Linked DNA regions of Homo sapiens: regions 2 and 3 are each linked to region 1. Evidence: chromatin loops called from intact Hi-C (ENCODE). Cell type or tissue: ascending aorta. All regions are shown on one strand. Each heading gives the region's core, and the rest is flanking DNA. Links, peaks and the distances in the headings are about the cores only.

Region 1 (6,206 bases), core at 532-5,531:
CGGGGGAGAGTCTAGGTTATTACTGGCCATATCACAGGGTGTGTACACCACCACTGTTATATTGTTTTTTATTTCCAGCAATGAAGAAATTGATTATACTCCCAAAATGGAATGGGCTGTACATCCCCCATGAGATATGGTTCCTAATATTCAGAAGGGAAAGGATGATATTACTCCCAATGTTGCAGCGGGTGTATAATCCTCCTGTGATATTGCTCCTAATATCTAGGGGGGGTGAGGATGATATTACTCGCAGTAACGCAGAGGATGTACACCACCTCTGTGATATTGTTCTCAATATCCATGGGGATAGAACATTATATTACTCCCAGTATCGCAGGTGGTGTACATCCATGCCCCATGATATTTTTTCTGATACCCAGGTGAGGGGAGGATGATGTTACTCCCAATATCGCAAGTGGTGTACAAACATTCTTTGATATTTTTCCTGCTCTTTACGGGTTGAGAGGATGGTATTACTCCCAGTATCGAAGAAAGTGTACACGCCCCCTGTGATACTGTTCCTTATATCTAAGTTAAAAAAGAATGATATTACCTTCAGTATCGCAGGGGGTGGGGTGTACACTCCGCCTGTGATATTATTTCTAATATCAAGGGGAAGAGAGAATAATGTTACTCCCAACAGCGCAAGGGATGTACACAAATGGTGATATTGTTCCTAATATCCAGGGAAGGAGATGATGATATTACTGGCCATATCGCAGGAAGTGTACACCCTTCTGTAATATTGTTTCTAACATTCAGTGGGGGAGAGAATAAAATTGATCCCAATATCGCAGAAGGTGTACAGACCCCTTTGATAGAGTTTTTAATGTACAGGGAAAAATAATAATATTATGCCCAATGTCGCAGGGGTTGTAACCCCCCCGCCCCCCACTGTATATTCTTCCTAATAGGCAGCATAGTAGAGGTTTATATTACTACCAATATCGCAGAAGGTGCACACACACCTGTGATATACTTCCTAATATCCAGCGGGAAAGAGGCTGCTATTACTTTCAATATCGCAGTGGGTGTACATCCCCCCTGTGGTTTTGCTCCTAATATCCAGGGGGGAAGAGATGATATTACTGACAATATCACAGGGGGTGTACACCTCTTCTGTGATATGGTTCCTGATATAAAGGGGGAAAGTGGATGATATTACTCTTAATAACGTAGGAAGTGTACACCCACCCTGTGATTTTGTCCCTAATAACCTCATGGGGAGAGGTGATATTACTCCCAATATTGCAAGGGGTGGACACCCCACAAGTCATATTGTTTCTTAAATCCAGGAAGGGAAAAGATGGTATTACTACCAATATTCAAAGGATGTACAGAACGCATTTCTTATTGTTCTTAATATCCAGGTCGAAAGGAGATAACATTACTTTTAATATAATAAGGGTGGTACACCCTGCCTGTGATATGATTCCTAAAATCTAGAAGAAGAGAGAATGATATTACTTCCAATAATACACTGGGTGTGCAACCCCCTTTGATATTGTTCCTAATATCTAAAGAAAGAGATGATGATATTACTCCCAATACTGTAGAAGGTATACACCGTCCTGTGATATTGTTCCTAATAACTAGTGGGTGAGGGCATGATATTATTTCAAATATCGCAGTGGCTTTACACCCCTTCCGTGATATTTCTCCTAATTTCCAGGGGGTGGAGTACGAAGTTACTCCCAATATAGTAGTGGGTGTACACCCACGCTGTCACATTTCTACGAATATTCAGGGAAACACAGCACGATAGAACTCCAAGTCTCGCAAAGAGTGTACACCATTTTGTGATATTGTTCCTAATAACCGGAGGTGGATAGGATGCTGTTAGTTTCAATATCGCAGGCTGTGTACACACACACTGTGAAATTGTTTCTAATGTCCAAGAGGGGAGAGAATGCTATTAATTCCCATATAGCAAGAGGGTGAGGCACACCCCGCCATATGGGGAGTAATAGGACCCCCCCTCCCTCCCTGGCTACTACGAGCCACATCGCTGGGGTGTGAGGCACCCTCCTGCCATATGGGGATTAATAGCGTCCCCCTTTCCCCCCCGACTATTACGATCCACATCGCAGGGGAGTGAGGCTTCCCCCGCGATATGAGGAGTAATAGCACCGCCCTCTCCCCCTCAACCCCCCGGCTTTTAGGATCCACATCGCAGGGGGGTGAGGCACCCCCGGCGATATGGAGAGTAATAGCACCCCCCTTCTCCCCCCCCCCCCCCCCCGGCTATTACGATCCACATCGCAGGGGGGGTGAGGCAGTTCCCGTGATATGGGGCGTAATAGTACCCGCTGTGCGTCCTGGTGGCTCCGGACCCGGCCCAAGCGCGGCGGGACCTCCATCCGTAGCCCTCTCCCCCAACGTCGCCCTCCCGGGGTCCTTGTCTAGTCTCAGCAGGCGGCAAACGGACCCCAGGCGTCTGGCGCTCACCCAGGAGACTGCCCAGCGGTTTCTGGAGAGAGCGCTAAGCGGAGACGCCCGCTGGCAAGCAGATCCCGCCTCCTTCCCTGGCCAAGGAGCCGCCCCTCCGGGGTAGCTGTGCGCTGGGCGGCGCTCGGACCCCTTGGCAGCCGCAGGTGCCTCCCCAGCCCAGCCCAGCTCAGTCCAGCGCAGCCCAGCCCAGCCCAGCCCGGCGCTCGCAGCCTCCGCCGCTTCCGGGCAGATAGGTGCCTTTTCTTGCTCCTTGCTCTTGGAGTTCTTCTCTTAGTCCCTGTTCCCTGGATGAAAGCATCGCTCCGAGCCTCATGGGAGGAATGAAGGAAGAATCGAGACTAGGTGAGTGGTGGTCTAGATTTAACGAATAATAACAATAAACCTGCATACTAAGGGTACTGTTGGGAAGCTAGGAAGTGCAAGGAGAAGAGAAGACAAAGGCTGCTGATCAAGATAACTCACAAAACTAAATGCAGGCTAGGGCCAATTCCAGCTATTTTGCACTCCATCCAGGTTCCCCTGCCTGGCACTGACTCATGTGCAGACCCAGACAGACTTCAATAAATATTTGCTGGGTTGAGACAAGTGAGTGGAGGTGTTTCTGCTTGTTCTCCAGCATCTAAACAAGCAAAACCTAGCTGCCTTTGATGATTGCTTCATCTCCACAAGGACTTTTTCCCCCAGGACTTAAAAAATAAAATGTGGTGTATTCACACAACGGACTGCTATGCAGCACTTAAAAAGCTAAAATCAGAGCTGTAGGGATCAGCATGCCTGTACCTAGATTTCAGAAGTATGATGGCAGATAGACACAGCAAGATGCAAAATATATCCACTCTCTCATGCCATTTAGGTGACTTATTTTAAGACACTTGTCATGTTTGTAAAATCATAGAAGGGGGACTGTAAAATGTTTATCACATCCGTGATTGTGGCTGTCTTTGGAAAGTGTGAAAGGGAAATCAATTGGACTTTAGGATTAAGGTGGAAATAATATTTCCCTAAAATGCTTTAAAAATAAAAATGATGATATAAAGATGACCAAATATAAACAATTGTTAACTGAGAGTGTTATTAACTTGGGCATTTTTCATGTTTTTGCCCCCTATTTTTAAAATATTTCTTAAACTAAGAAGTTCTGTTTTTCAAATGCAAACAAAATAAGTTGTGTCTATGCACATTCTGTGACAATGAAACCTAAAATGTTTAATCAAAAGTTGCAACTTTCTTGCATCACCTCCTATGTTTTCCAATCCTAGAAGACCACACCTCTTTATCTAGGGAGGCTTGGTGGTTAGAGAAGCTTACCTGTTGACAACCCCCAAATTACAGGCCAAAGATGAAAGGTTGGTATTAGGGAACTATTTCCCAGTTAATAATCTGATAATCGGCCAGGTCAGGGTAGACTCTGAAAACTCCCTGTGTCCCTGCAAGACAAATTTCTCCTCCTTTTACATTTCATATGCTTTGGATTTTCATTTTCATGGATGGTAGCTGTCCTCTTCACATCTCAAAATGATGCTTAGGTAACACTGCAGACCTAGTGCCTGGAGATCAGGAAGGGCTGGGGGGTTGGTAAAAGAGAGTCCTACAGCTCTACTGGGCTCTTCAGCAGAATGGAAAGGACATGTCTCCATTTTCCTGCGAGAGAAAGGTAGATTTCTTTCTGAATATGAAAAAAAAAATCTAATTTGGTTATCCACATGGGAGAGAAAATGAAAAATAATTTTAAACTGGATTGTGTATGTTAGGTGCAATGAAGAAGATACTAAACGACCACCCAGTGGTTCCATCTGCTTCCCCCTTCCACAGACACACACAAAAATGGTTCCCTGTTTGCATATTATCTTCCCACTAAAAATCACTTGGTCCGTGGTGAACAAAATTGTGTGCACATCAGAATGAAATTCTGAAACATGGAAAATTGCGATAATATTCCTTCCTCTTTCTCTTTCTGATTCGACAACTTGCAAGGTCAGTGCTTGGTATATCTTATGTTGCAGGATGACAGGCTACTTGAGAAAAACCTGAGGTGTGAAGAAAGATATAAGAATGACAGGACTGGGGTGCATTGTGAAAACTACATGTACTCAGGTTTTAAGCACAAAATAAAAGACAATGTAGCCTCTGCCTGCAGTTAACAACTGCAAATCCTTAAAATTAATGTTCTCCCGGCCAGGCACGGTGGCTCAAGCCTGTAATCCCAGCACTTTGGGAGGCCGAGGTGGGTGCATCACAAGGTCAGGAGATCGAGACCATCCTGGCTAACATGGTGAAACCCCATCTCTACTAAAAATACAAAAAAATTAGCCGGGCATGGTGGCGGGTGCCTGTAGTCTCAGCTACTTGGGAGGCTGAGGCAGGAGAATGGCGTGAACCCAGGAGGCAGAGCTTGCAGTGAGCCGAGATGGTGCCACTGCACTCCAGCCTGGGCAACAGAGCAAGACTCCATCTCAAAAAAAAAAAATTAATGTTCTCTTTAGGACCATTCATCTCTTTCTAGTGCCATCAGTGGTTCAGTCCTTACACTATCCCTCATTTGGATTTTAAATGCAATAATAAAGCACAAAGACCACCCCATTTGCTTCTCCCTAACTCACAATAAAACACTCACAATAAAAAGTGCATCCCACTTACTTCTTAACTCCCTTGTCTGCTGGAGTTAAACTCTTTTTGATTTTTTATCCTGGAGAAATGGTTGAGTTCTATCTTCCTGGGTCTCAATAATTCCACTGAGCTTCCATCAGCCACCTGTGACCACCTACCCCTACTCACTCCCTCTCTCATACCATTTAATTGGTTGCTTCCTAATTAATGACTCTCTTTGCTCTCTATTTAATGATTCTTGCTAAAGTCCATAAGGCACTTTGCCAGCAGTTGGTTTTTAGTATGAAAAGTAGCATTTCCTTAATGAGTCTGAGTCTGCCTTCCAAATGAAGGGTTTACTTACATTTTCCTAATGGGAAAACGAGCTTTTCTTCTACACTTCCTTAGGGGTTTCATAAGTTCTTTTTCAATAACTCATCCTTAACACTTTCTCCAATTCTGCCTGTAATCAATATTCCCTTCACATGTAAAGAGCTCAGGAGGAAATCAACTATTTTTTTAAAAATACGCAATAAGGAAATTCTGCTACTCTTAGAAATAGCAGGAGCTAACATTCATTCTTTGCATATCATGTGCTAGGCATTGTGCCAATTACCTTATATACATTGTCTCATTATATGTATCCATGACCATATATGTGCTAAGCATGAAATTTTCTTAAGCCAGATAGCTGAGTAGAATTTTAAAATATTATTTTGTACAAAATCTAGACCTTTACCCCATTTGGGGGATAGATCTGAAGATCTGGGCTCATGTTTCCATGTGGTGACAATCTGTTTGATCTGAGCACAATTACTTTATTTGGATGGAGCCATTGCCACCATTGTCTGCCCAATGCACTAATGTTAAATGCCCAGTCTGGCTCACTCATTTGCATCATCTGCCTGGCTCCTATAGGGATCCCAGCTTGTCACTCCTGAGGTAGACACTGTCATTTCCCCCATTCTAGAGGTGAGAGGTTACATAACTGGGCCAAAGGCATTATCAGTGTCAGTTTTAGGACTGGAACACAGGATGCTGCCTCTCTTTACCATTATGTTTTAAAGTGGAGCAAAGCCGTAGTTTTCAGGATCTTTTCTTGTTCACACATATCATTTAATTTGAGCCTCAGAGCGGCTAACAGTTTTGAGCACTTATGCTATGAA
Region 2 (6,206 bases), core at 449-5,448, 75 kb after region 1:
GCATATTTATCACTCTGTTTTAATTACTGTAGTTTTATACTGGATTTTCAGTAATTCATCTTTGGATTATGTTGGCTACAGTTGGTTCTTTAAAATTCCATATAAATTTCATAAGTAGCTTTTCAATTTGTATTTTAAAGCTGCTGGTATGTATATTGGGTACATGGAGTCTATAGATTAATTCAGGGATAACTAACATCTTTTTAAAATATCAAATTTCCAATTCATACATTTTATATATATATATATATATATATATGTGTGTACATGCATATACATATATATGCGTATACATTTCCTTATTTATGTAGATATTCCTTAATTTCTCTCTTTGGTTTTAGTTTTTCATGTAGAGGTCTAGCGTATTTGTCTTTAGACTGATGACTAGGTATTTGATAAGATTACAAGTGGTATTATTTATCAAAATTGTATTTCTTGCTAGTTTGATGCTTATATACTAAAATACAATTGATTATTAATATTGACTTTGTGTTCAGTGACCTGGCTAAATTCTCTTATTAATTATACTAGTTGTCCCATAGGTTTTCTTGGATTTTCAATATTTACATTCATGTGATTTACTAATAGTGGCAGGTTCATTTCTTCCCTTTCAATCTTGCCTTTTCTTTCCATGCATATTGCACATGCATTGAGAACAATGTTGAATAAAAGTAGTGATAATGGACATCTTTGTCTCTTTTTCCCGAGTTCACAGGGAAGGTTTTCAATATATCAAGAGTTTATAAAATATTTGCTGTAGGCTATTTGTAGATATCCTTTATCACAATAAGAAAGTTTCTTTTCTGTCCTAAGTCACTAGAAGTTTTTTTTTTTTTTAACATGAATGAGTACAATATTTTATCAAATACTTTTGTTTTACTGAGGTCATTTCTATTGTGAGTGAAGCAAGTTGATTTGTAAATATTAAAGCAATCTTGATTTCCAAAAGTAAATGCTAGTTGGTCATGTTCTATTATCCTCTTGTGTATATTACTGGCTACAATAAAATATTTGTTTTTTATATTTTTTATATTATTATTCATACATTATTTATGTATGTTATTTATTATTTATAAATATGTATTCTATTTATATATATTCCTACATATATTTTAGGATGTACATAGACAAGTTTGAATGGTAACAAGAATGAGCCAACTGAGAGGAAGAAATTGGTAATGTAGTAAAGAGCGGGGATGATTGCCAAGTCAGGTCCTGCAGGTGGTGAGATGAATGTGACTCAGGGCACAGGTGAATGAGCTGACCTTAGGTGGAAGTGGGGACCCTTCCTTCATGTACTAGGAGAGAAAGCAGAGTTTGAAGTCTGTATGTGTGTGAGCTGCTGGGCTTCTCAGAGGGCAGATGAAATAGTTCTTATGCCATTGCCTGTGTTTTCCCTGTGGTATATGAGGCCATCCACTGAGAATGAAGGTGGTCAGAGTATAGGAAATTTTGAGATGCCGAGAAGATCTGTGAAATTAGTAGAGAATTAGAATAGGATTTTCTAAGTATCCATTTGAGACTTGTAGTTATAATTAAACAAGAATCTATCCTGCAGATTTGTATTTTTCTCCTTAGATTGCACTTAATAGATCACCAGTTCATTTTTGTTGCTGTTTAAAAGCATATTGAGTTTAAGCAGGATTGGAGTTTAATTGGGTGAGGTATTCTCACTGTGACTAAGTTTGATGAATTGAAAAGCGTAGTTGTAGAAAGGAAACTCAAGAAGGAAATTCTTGGGGAAACTTAAAGAATCGTATATATGCAATGTCACTTTTTAAGACAACTAATATTTTTAAGAATTTACTACTTTTGAGGTGCTGTACTAATATATTACATGTATAATTTCATATATCTTCAACTACTAGTTCCTGTAAATAAGTATGCTGATGATGACACGTTCCATTTCTTTCGATAGCCACAAAAACAGGAAGTGATGACAAAGCTGGATTCTAACTCCCGACTCCCAAATTCTCTAAGACCCTCAGCATTAACATATATTTTATTTTAATGTTATTATATATGTATCATTACTTTTACAACTCTTAAACCAAACATTTTAAAATTAGCTACAACTGCAAAATCAACTTAAAAATTTCAAAGAGCCATTTAACATGATAAATTAAAATATTTTAGTAAAACAAAATCACCACTGATACTTTAATATTCTTAGGTCTGAGAAAAACCATTATGTCGTATTATTCCTGCGTTCCTGGTAGCGTTTCTACTGCTGGACATCAGAAATAGAGAATAGTAGAGCCCCTGAGATAAGAGCAGAGACAGGGGAAAAGCAAAACATTTCTGAAGAGGCAGTTGGTCTAGTTTGGCTATAATCACTAGACGGGTAAAGGAACATTGGGTGCATTAAAAGTAGAGAGCCTGGGATGAAGGCGTGAAGGCTGAGTAAGAATCTCTTCACTTGGTAGTAATTCTAGTTCATCCCCCTCTGACCTGCAATTCTGAACATGGTGTAGCTTGGTCAATAAGGAAATAAATTGCCTTTCTGGCTGGAGAGGCAAAGGGTAGACAATACATTGTGCCAGCTGAACTTCCTGTCTCTCCGCTCTGGAGAAGAGCCAGTCACAATGTATGACTCAGCACGCCGGGCACCTCTCCCACGCCAGCCAGGCCTGCCCAGCCACTTGCTGAATCACAAGTGGCCATTTCCAATCCCATCAGTGACCCAAGCTCTCCAACTTAGACTAGTTTCTCTGTGATCGGTCTATGATTGTCATGGAGCACAAAAAGTATTAACTTCTAACATTTATTTTTCTTTCCTGGATGCTTGATGAACTTTATAAGCAAGAGACTGATTTAATTGTTCCTCATTATCATCTGAGCATGCCGTCTTGGCTTGCCCTTTTATATGGAGAGCAAAATGTTGTTATTCCCCTTTGCCTGATTACTGGCTGTATTATTCTCTGAGGTGGCCATCTCAAGAGATTCTGTAGAAAATAATAATAGCAAAATTTCTCCCTTGAGAAGCTTCATAAATTAAATCTCCAGAGCCAGTATATGTAAGCCGACAGATTATGAAATATGATTTAATGCTCTGTCCAGAGAAAGGTCAGGGCTTCAGAAAAATCATCATAATATCAAGAAAAACTAATCTGCAACCTGTTATATGATTTTTAAAAATCACCCCCCATCTTTTTTACTGTGCAAACTGTAGATTTTTGTTTATTTTATTTGAGGCTATAGTTTATGTCTTGAATCACACACATATGAGTATTACTTTCTGTGAGGTTTTCATGACCCCTGCAATCAAACTTGGGTCCTTCTGTTAGTTTCTATCACAGTATCCTTCACTTTTCTTTCACAATTCTTGCCATATTCTATAACTACATATTTGTTTGTTAAATATTTGTTTATCTTTTATAGATGATTGGCTTCAGGAAGAGGGAAACCATGTCCTTTTGTTCAGTCCTTTATTCTCAGCACCTTGCACAACATGAATATACAAAAAATATTTGTAAAATGACCATCGAATGAACAAGTGCTCATTAAGTACCAAGCTATATGCCAGGGGTTGCTGATGGTTAGAAATGAGCAGGGCACAAAATTCTTTGTTCAATTAGTGAGCAATTCAGGCAAAAAGAAAATATTAATGGTGATTATACAATATAATGCAATGCAGCCATCTGCCACTAGATTTCTGAAGTGTTTTGTTTTGTTTTTAAGAGACAGAGTCTTGCTCTGTCACCCAGACTGGAGTACAGTGGTAAAATCATAGCTCACTTCAGTCTCGAACTCCTGGGCTCAAGGAATCCTCTCACCTCAACCTCCTAAGTAGCTGGGACTACAGGTGCATGCCACTATACTGGCTAATTTAAAAACAGAAGCCAACAAACAAAAAACACACCTTTTTAAGACTGGGTCTCACTATGTTGCCCAGGCTGGCCTTGAACTCCTGGCCTCAAGCGATCATCCTGCCTTCCAAAGTGCTACCTTCTAGAGTATTGGGATTACAAGCGTGAGTCATCTGCACCAGGCCTGAAGCATTCTGTAATGGAGAAATACCTGGGTGCTATGGAAGGGCAGAGGGGGAAACACAGAGGAGTAACATCTAGTTTACGTTTGTCAAGGAGAGGCCAGGAAAGACTAACTACAGGGGAGATAAACTCCAACCAAGAGTCTTTAAGTCTTCCAAGACTTACGTACAAGTTTCTTATTGCTAAAATGGAAGTTTTAATGAACATTTATTTATTTATTTGAGATGGGGTTTCACTCTTGTTGCCCAGGCTGGTGTGCAATGGCACAATCTTGGCTTACTGCAACCTCTGCCCCCCAGGTTCAGGTGATTATCCTGCCTCAGCCTCCAAAGTAGCTGGAATACAGGAGCCTGCCACCATGCCCAGCTAATTTTTTTTTGTATTTGTAGTAGAGACGGGGTTTTGCCATATTGGCCATGCTTGTCTCAAACTCCTGATCTCAGGTGATCCACCCACCTCGGCCTTCCAAAGTGCTGGGATTACAGGTGTGAACCACTGCCCCCGGCCTGAACACTTACTATAAATATTATATGGTAGTTCTCTCAAATTCATTCTGTTTACTGCCCAAAAGAGCTACATAAATTCTAAGTTGTCCACATTTATGAATTTTAGATATATGGCTGTTTATTCTGGATAAACACACAAAATACACAAGAGTGGGTGCGATCACTTATATGTGTTAAAGAAGGCATTCAAGGTGCATTTTTTCTTTGGAAAAGCTTTGTAAGGCTGCTTATGAGACAGAGAAGTAAGTATTTTATAAATTCCAAAGCTTCTTGGTCTATTGATGAGTTTTTCTGCTGTTAAAAACCTCTGAAAATTTGACAACGTACTCTAGAGAGAGAAAGCGCTGAAATAGGCACTGACGTACTGCTGGTGGCAATTCAAAATGATATGCACCCTATGGAGATAAATTTGGCAATATCAAGCAAACATTACATATACCTTTGCCCTTTGTTTTGACAAATCTTTGTTTTAGCAAACCCTCTTCTATACATCTATAATGACATTAGACTGCCCAGAATACAAGAAGGCAACCACAGTGGGCCAGTACTACTACTGGGCTAGATGTGGTGGCTCACACCTGTAACCACAACATTTTGGGAGGCTAAGGTAGGAAGGCTGCTTGAGGCCAGCCTGGGCAACATAGTGAGACCTCATCTCTACAAAAAAAAAAAAAAAAAAAAAATTAGCCAGTCATGGTGGTACATGCCTGTAGTCTCAGCTACTCAGGAGGCTGAGATGGAAGGACAGGTTGAGCCTTGGAAGTGGAGGCTGCGGGGAACTATGAATATGCCACAGCACTCCAGCCTGTGCTACAGAGAGAGACTCCGTCTTAAAAAACAAAACAAAATAACAACAACAACAAACAAAGATAGATGCATAGAGTTTTTCACTGTTGCACTATTTATATTAGCCAAAAACCGGGAAACAACCTGAATATTCATCAAGTGGGGACAGGTTGAGTAATCATGTGACATACATAAATTGCAGCACTGCACACTTGAGAAAAGAAGTGAGAAATGTCTCTATTTCCTAGTGTGGTTTGCTCTCCAGAGTATACTGTTAAGTGAAAAAAGCACTGTGGCCTCAAATTTATCTGTAGATTCTATACAATCCCCATCAAAATCTCAGCTGGCTTCTTTGCAGAAATTCACAAGCTGATCTTAAAATGTGTATAGAAATCCAAGGGACTCAAAATTCAATAAATTCAAAGACTAGCCAAAACAATCTTGAAAAAGAAGAGCAAAGTTGGAGGGCTCATACTTTTCAGTTTCGAAAGTTGTTATGAAGCTACAATAATCAAGATAGGGTGGTCCTGGCATAAGGATAAACATGGAACAGAATTGAGCATCTAAAAATAAAGCCTCATATTTCCAGTCAATTGACTTTTAACCAGGGTGCCAAGAAAATTCAATGGGGGAAGAATTTGTCTTTTCAACAACTGGTGCTGGGACAACTGTATATCCAAATGTAAAAGAATGAAATTGGAACCCTACCTCACACCATGTACAAAATTAGCTCAAAATGGAAAACAGAGGTAAATATAAGAACTTAATGTATAAAATTCTTCGAAGAAAATACAGAAGTAGATGATCAAGACCTTGTAATCACTAATTGTTCCTCAGATATGACCCCAAAAGAACAAGTACTAAAAAAAAAAGTAGACAAATTGGACACCATCAAAATTGAAAACTTTTATGCTTTTTATAC
Region 3 (6,206 bases), core at 1,013-6,012, 69 kb after region 1:
TTTTACTTAGTTTCCTCACCTGTAATTAGGAATAACAGGAATACTCATGTCAGTACTACTTTGAATGACAGTGATAAGAATATGTACTTCAAGCACCTCACAAAGTACGTGGTTGATAAATGGTGACTTTACACAACAACTGAGTGACACTTCTTCTGGCACAGGGGCCAAGGGAAAATTTCCCCTTCACCCTCTGAAGGTTCACTGAGAATCAACTGATAAAAGGCAGATTCATAGGAGAAAAAGCACACAAAATTTGTTTGCAATATGGAAATTCACAGAAAGGGGTAGATGGTTGACACTTTTATGCCATCTTGAGGTTACAGAAAGAGCTTGGAAAAATAGATTATGGGTGAAGGGAGAGAAAGAAAGTCCTGGGGCAAAGGTGGTCCTTGTTATGTAGATGAAATCTCACAAGTAGCAACTCTCAGAAAGAATAGATGATAGTCTGTGGTTGGGAGATCTGATCATGGGGAGGTCCTCAGAGAATGCCTGGTTGTTTATTTCACTAATGTATTTTTTTTTTCCTATAGATACAAATCATCTCCATGAAAGGTAGCTTTTCAGGGTTATTCCTGTGTGCATGCCTTCTTCTGAAGCACCATCTCAAGATATGTCAAATAAGTGTATTTGGGGTGAAATATTTTTGGTTTCCTTTGCTAGAAATGAAATGTCCCTGCTTCCCCATAGCCAGAAAAGATTCTTGAGTGGACAACTGCACCTAAACTTGAACCTGAGCACTAGAAAGTCTTTTGTTTTATTCTATGTTTTTATAAATTTAAATCTAATTTTTTGAATATAAAATAATACATATTTTGTAAATGTGGAAACACAGAAAGTTCTAATGAAAAAATAAAAACCTGTATTTCATCACGCAGAAATATCTGCTGTATTAGTTTTCCGTTGCTGCGGTAACAAATTGCCACAAACCTGGTGGCTTGAGACATCATAGATTTAGTATCTTACAATTCTGGAAGTCAGAAGTCCAAAATCAGTCTCCCTAGGCTAAAATCAATGTGTCACCAGGGCTGTGTTTCTTCCAGAGCCTCCAGGTGAGAATCTGTTTCATTATCTTTTCTAGCTTCTTGAGGCTGCCTGTATTCTCGGCTTGTGGCCCCTTCCTTTATCTTCAAAGCCAGCAGCATACTATCTTCAAACCTCTCTCTGACTCTGACTTCATGTTCTCCTTATTCATCTTTTAAGGCCCCTTGTGATTACATTGGGCCTACTTGGATAATGCAGGATCACCTCTCTATCTGATGATGGGCCTTAAAGTCCCTTTTGCCACAAAAGAAAACATATTTGCAGGTTCTGGAGATTATAATGTGGACAGCTTTGGGGAGCCTTTATTCTGCTTATTACAAACACTATTAGTATTTAGTGCAATTCATTCCCATTGTTTTCCCTATATTTTTCAACATATTTCACTTTTTACTATCTATGCCATTCACAAGATTGCTTATTTCAAGCAACGTTTTATTGTAATTGTTTTCTGTTATCAACATAAAGTAATCAAAAGGGTCAGAATCTAGTTTAAAGTGAGTTTATTCGAGTACAAAGTTTGAGGACAAGCCCCCCAGGAAACAGAATTCAAGGAATGGAAGTCAGAGTTCCGAAGTGTAGACATTGGGGATCATTTATAGACAAAGTTCAGGGAAGTTTAACAGAATTTCACCATCTTTCTATGTAAGGTTTAATGCATAGTTACAACAATCTGATTAGTCAAAGTGGTCTTTTTCTTTTGAGAAATGTATATTTAAACATTCTACTCTGAAGATGTAATTGTCATGGGGCCTTGGGCACCATCATGTCTGAGTTAGGTACAAGACTATAGGGAGGCAGTTAATCTATAACAAAGATCAGTGATTGGAAAGGGGAGGTCTGGTCTCTTCTAGTCATTTATAGAATAAGAACAATGAGGAAGAGAGGTAAGCTATAATCTAAGATGCAGAATTGCAGACATGCCATGCGACTCACTCAGTTTCCAGGGCTTAACTTCCCCCTTGTCAAAATCAATTTAGAAGATCCTGAAATTTTATTTTATTTTATACTTATATTATTAAACATGTTTTATTAGAATGTTTCATTGTTGTGGGGAGAATTCCTAAATTTCCTAAGCATAAACACTCTTTGTTTCTTTTCAGTATATATTTCTTCCCAGTACATGTTATTTGGACCTAAGTCTTCTGGGATGGCAATAGAGATGCAATGGAGGTCAAATTCCATCCTTTTTAGAGGAATCTATACAAATTAGAGCTAGTAAGGATATAAAAGATCATTTTATCAGGTGCATCATCCCTAAACATACATACACATTTACACACATAATGTAAAATCCTGTTAAAAGAAGACGCTTCCCAATATTCAAGGGCTGTATAGACGTGCTTTTAGATTAAGAATTAGATGCATTATGACAGATTTTGCTATGTAACAAACTGCCCCAAAACTTATTAACTCAAAACAGCAAGTATTGATGTCTCATGATTCTGTAGATTGGCCAGGAAGTTCTTCCAGTCTGGGCTGTTATGTGAGTCAGTGATTCAAAACTATCCATCTAGGCCTTGAAGGCGGGGGCTAGCCTAACCTTTTTCTTCTGCCATGAGACTAACCCTGGCTTCTTCACGTGCGGGTGGAAGGGTTCCTAACAGCAACAGCTGACAAACTTAATGAGCAAGCACTTTTTCAGCCTCTGCCACAGTCACATTTTCTATCCTATTGGCTAAAGTAAATCACGAAGTCAGGCTCAGATTCAAGGGGTGTAGAAATAGGCTCCACTTCTGATGAGTGGCACGGCAAAGTCAACATTGCAAAAAGCCAGGCAGAGATATTACTGTGGCCAGTTTTGCAAACAATCCACCGTAATACATAAAATATGTTTAAGCAGTCCACAAAATGATCAAGGAAATGGTAGAAACTATAAACACTGCAAGAACTCAGAGCCACATGATGTTATTGAGTCCTTGTAGTGCTCTGAAAGGGTTCAAGGAAGAAGTTGTTTTGGCATATGACCCTGATGAACTTGCAAAAGTAGAGAAGAAGGGAGCACAGTTTCTGAAGAAGAACTTAGTAGAGAAGTGTTATTCTGTGGCCAGTACGCAGTAATTGTTCCACCTAGAGATGTTGACTGACTGATGAACAGGAAGCTGAGTCTTTATAATGCAGATATTCACATATTCATTTACTCATCCTTTATTGAAAACAACGCAAGGAGCCACTAGAAAATTTAAGCTCAAAAGAAACTCACTGGATGGATATGGGGTAAAGATTCAGAAGCACAGCTGAAGTAGCAGGTTTCACAAAGATTAGGGACAAAGGGCAATCTGGAAATCTAGGTAGCAGGAACTATTGAATAGACTCTTAAGCTGTCTGGGCGGACATGAGTCAGCTCCAACCAATTTTCTAACCTTGTGTCACCCACTCAAGATTGAAAGTCCTGGGAGAGAATCCAACTGGCCTTGCTCAGAAAACATTCCTGCCCCTTAGCTCAAAGAAAGAATAAAATAAATGACTCCTGGATTGTTAGCCTAAGCAACTTAGATGATCATGTCATTCATTTAGATGGGGAGATTGGAGGAGGAGCAGATTCATTGTGAAAATCAGGAAAACTCTTTTAGCTCTGTTAATTTTGAACTGCCCCTTAGTAATTCAGATAGAGCTCTTGAATAGGCAGTAAGTGAATCTGGAGTTCAAAGGGAAATTCAGGGAGTATAAAGTCCAACAAAACAAAAATATGGGAATCACTGGCTGTTAGATGCCATTTAGACCAGGGACTTGAAGGGAGCACCTTGGGAAAGAGACTAGATGGAACAGAAAGTCTGAGGACTAAAGACATTGCTCTCTAATAGTTCTGGTAGAGGAGGAAGATTCAGGAAACTAGACAGAAAGACAACAGTCATGAAGCTAATCAACAAGCTATGGGTAAGTCAGGGGAGTCTGCCATCCTGGAATCTTCCAGAGAGAAAAGTTTTTCAGAAAGGAAGGAGGGAAAACCATTTCAGATGCTGCTGCAAGGTCAAGAAGAAGAAGACAAAAAGAGCAGACCCCTTACTTGAGAAGATAAATATTGTGACCTTGTCCCAGTGTTTTGGGAGGCTGAGGCAGGAGGATCACTTGAGGTCAGGAGTTTGAGGCCAGCCTAGGCAACATAGTGAGAACTCATCTCTACAAAATATAAGAATAAAATAATTAGCTGAGTAATCTCAGCTTCTTTGGAGGCTGAGGTGGGAGGATCCCTTGGGCCAGGAGTTTGAAGTGATTACTCCACTGCACTCCAGCCTGGGTGACAGGGCAAGACTCTGCTCTAAAAAACTAAAAAAAAAATTAAAAAAATATATTGAGATTGTTGCAGAACTTTCTCCTTAGGTCAGCTAAAACTGGGCTCTTGTCACATGACCAGGGAAGATTAGGCTTGCAGACACATAGAAGGGTGAGGAAAACATTTATTGGGAGAAAAGGAAAAAGAAAGAAAAACCCTCAGCAAAGCGAGAGGGAGTCTTGCCAACAACCTCCTGCCTCACAGATAGGTTACCACACGGAAACTGAAGAGGCCAGGCTCCTCCCCCTGCAAACAGCGCGAACTTCCCCTGGCTCCACCCACTTCCCTCAGTGCGCAAGTGGGCATTATTTAGAGAGAATGAGCCAGGAAAGCGCGGGCTTCATCCAGGACCAGCAGTCCGGTTTTTCAGCCTTCAGGCTGTTTTAGACTTGGAGGCTGGGTTTCTCCGGGACCCTTGGCTGTCTCCTGTCTCTATCAAGATCTTAATAAGAGCCAACTCCACATGGTGGGACAAAAGACCAAAGGGAGTAAAGGGAGAGGCTTAATGAGAAAATGAGAAATTAAATCATTTAATGAGTGATTTTATTTTCCAAGTAGAGGAGGAGAGGTACAAAATGAGTTTTGAGATTCATGTTGTGACAGGTAGCAATAGTGTCTTGCCATTTCTGTATTGTATTCCATTGTATAAATACTCCATGGTTCATTTACGTTTTTTACCATTGATAGGCATTTGGATCGTTTGCAATTTGAGACTTTCGCAGAGTACTACTATTAACATTCTTATTTGTTCTTTTGGCAAACTCCAAAATATGTGTACTTTTGTACACATGTAAACCCTAGGACCCAGTGATTTAATTCTTAAGTTTATATTCCAAAATATGTGTACTTCTTATTTTTCTACACATATTTTGGAATATAAACTTAAGAATTAAATCACTGGGTCCTAGGGTTTACATAGGTTTAGCTGGCAAACAATTTTCCAAAGAGCTTGTGCCAGTTTATACTCACATCCGCAATGTATGAAAAGTCAAGTTGCTCCAAAGCATCACCAACACTGGATATTATCAGTTTATTTAACTCTGGGTGTTCCAGCAAATGTGTAATGGTATCTCCCTGTGGTTTTAATTTGCATTTTTCTGGTGACTTATGAGTTTGGGCATATTTTTGCTTATTGACCATTTATAATCCCTTTGTTGGGAAGTGCTTGTTTGACTCTTTTAACCATCTTTCTATCGGTTGCCTCTTTTTCTTATTGATCCATGAAAGCTCTTTATATATTCTATATACAAGTCTTTTTAAAAGTTTTTTAAAAACTTTTATTTAGCACATACCAAGTCAGGTGTTGTTCCAGGTGCTGAAATGGAGGAGAAGGAAATTTTCAGAAGATATGTGGCAAAGAGAAAAAAGTGTTAACCTTTGTGATTTGTGTTATTTGTTACTATCAAGTTGGCAATAATAAATATTTATTATAATTTGTAACACATATTTAAAATGTATTATATATAATATTTTATATTGTATCATATATAAAATCAACAGATTTTAATTAATTCAAAATTCAGTATCTTCACTGACATGTGTTAGCTTCCTAGCACTGGAATGTCATTTGCTTGCTTACATATAAAGGTATAATAAATTTTAAATCTTCTGCTCAGATAAAGAAGTAGTGAATTATCTAAGATGTTTGAATGACTTAACATAAATATTTCTAAGGAAAGGGATAAATCACATAATTTTTCTGCATGGAAACCAAATAAAACAAATAAAAAGAAAGATGCGTTTATCAGTAGGGAAAGTGTCTAGAAAAAGTACATATAACTATGCCTGACAATAGGCATATAGCCTACATGTAATTGATACATTTTAGAAGAAAGTGTGGAATCATTTTTAATATTATGTATGTAGAACTCTACCCTGAGTCAGGAGTTTC

What was found. Peaks named below come from ENCODE experiments on the same cell type or tissue, not always from the same donor. Only the 100,000 strongest peaks of a DNase experiment are listed, where the experiment ranks them.
Region 2: it touches region 1 in a loop (3-fold over the local background); 4 of 110 quality-filtered maps call a loop at or near these places.
Region 3: a loop joins it to region 1, with 4 times the contacts of the local background. A loop is called at or near these places in 5 of 110 quality-filtered maps.

What each region holds. Positions count from the first base shown.
Region 1 is chr5:147,232,404-147,238,609 of GRCh38, forward strand. It overlaps STK32A (serine/threonine kinase 32A), which reads left to right and starts at 2,623. Exons shown (of 13, transcript NM_001112724.2): 1 at 2,623-2,796. It overlaps STK32A-AS1 (STK32A antisense RNA 1), which reads right to left and starts at 2,456. Exons shown (of 4, transcript NR_147190.1): 1 at 2,310-2,456. In ascending aorta, for the core only: no CTCF peak of the experiment used is centred there; DNase peaks (open chromatin) are centred at 2,088 and 2,538; H3K4me3 peaks cover 2,029 bases; H3K27ac peaks cover 2,052 bases.
Region 2 is chr5:147,307,905-147,314,110 of GRCh38, forward strand. All of the region lies in intron 4 of STK32A (serine/threonine kinase 32A), which reads left to right. Among named protein-coding and RNA genes, the nearest start is that of STK32A, 76 kb to the left of the region's middle. In ascending aorta, for the core only: no CTCF peak of the experiment used is centred there; a DNase peak (open chromatin) is centred at 2,607; H3K27ac peaks cover 1,394 bases.
Region 3 is chr5:147,300,782-147,306,987 of GRCh38, forward strand. All of the region lies in intron 4 of STK32A (serine/threonine kinase 32A), which reads left to right. Among named protein-coding and RNA genes, the nearest start is that of STK32A, 69 kb to the left of the region's middle. In ascending aorta, for the core only: no CTCF peak of the experiment used is centred there; DNase peaks (open chromatin) are centred at 2,690 and 3,410; H3K27ac peaks cover 3,792 bases.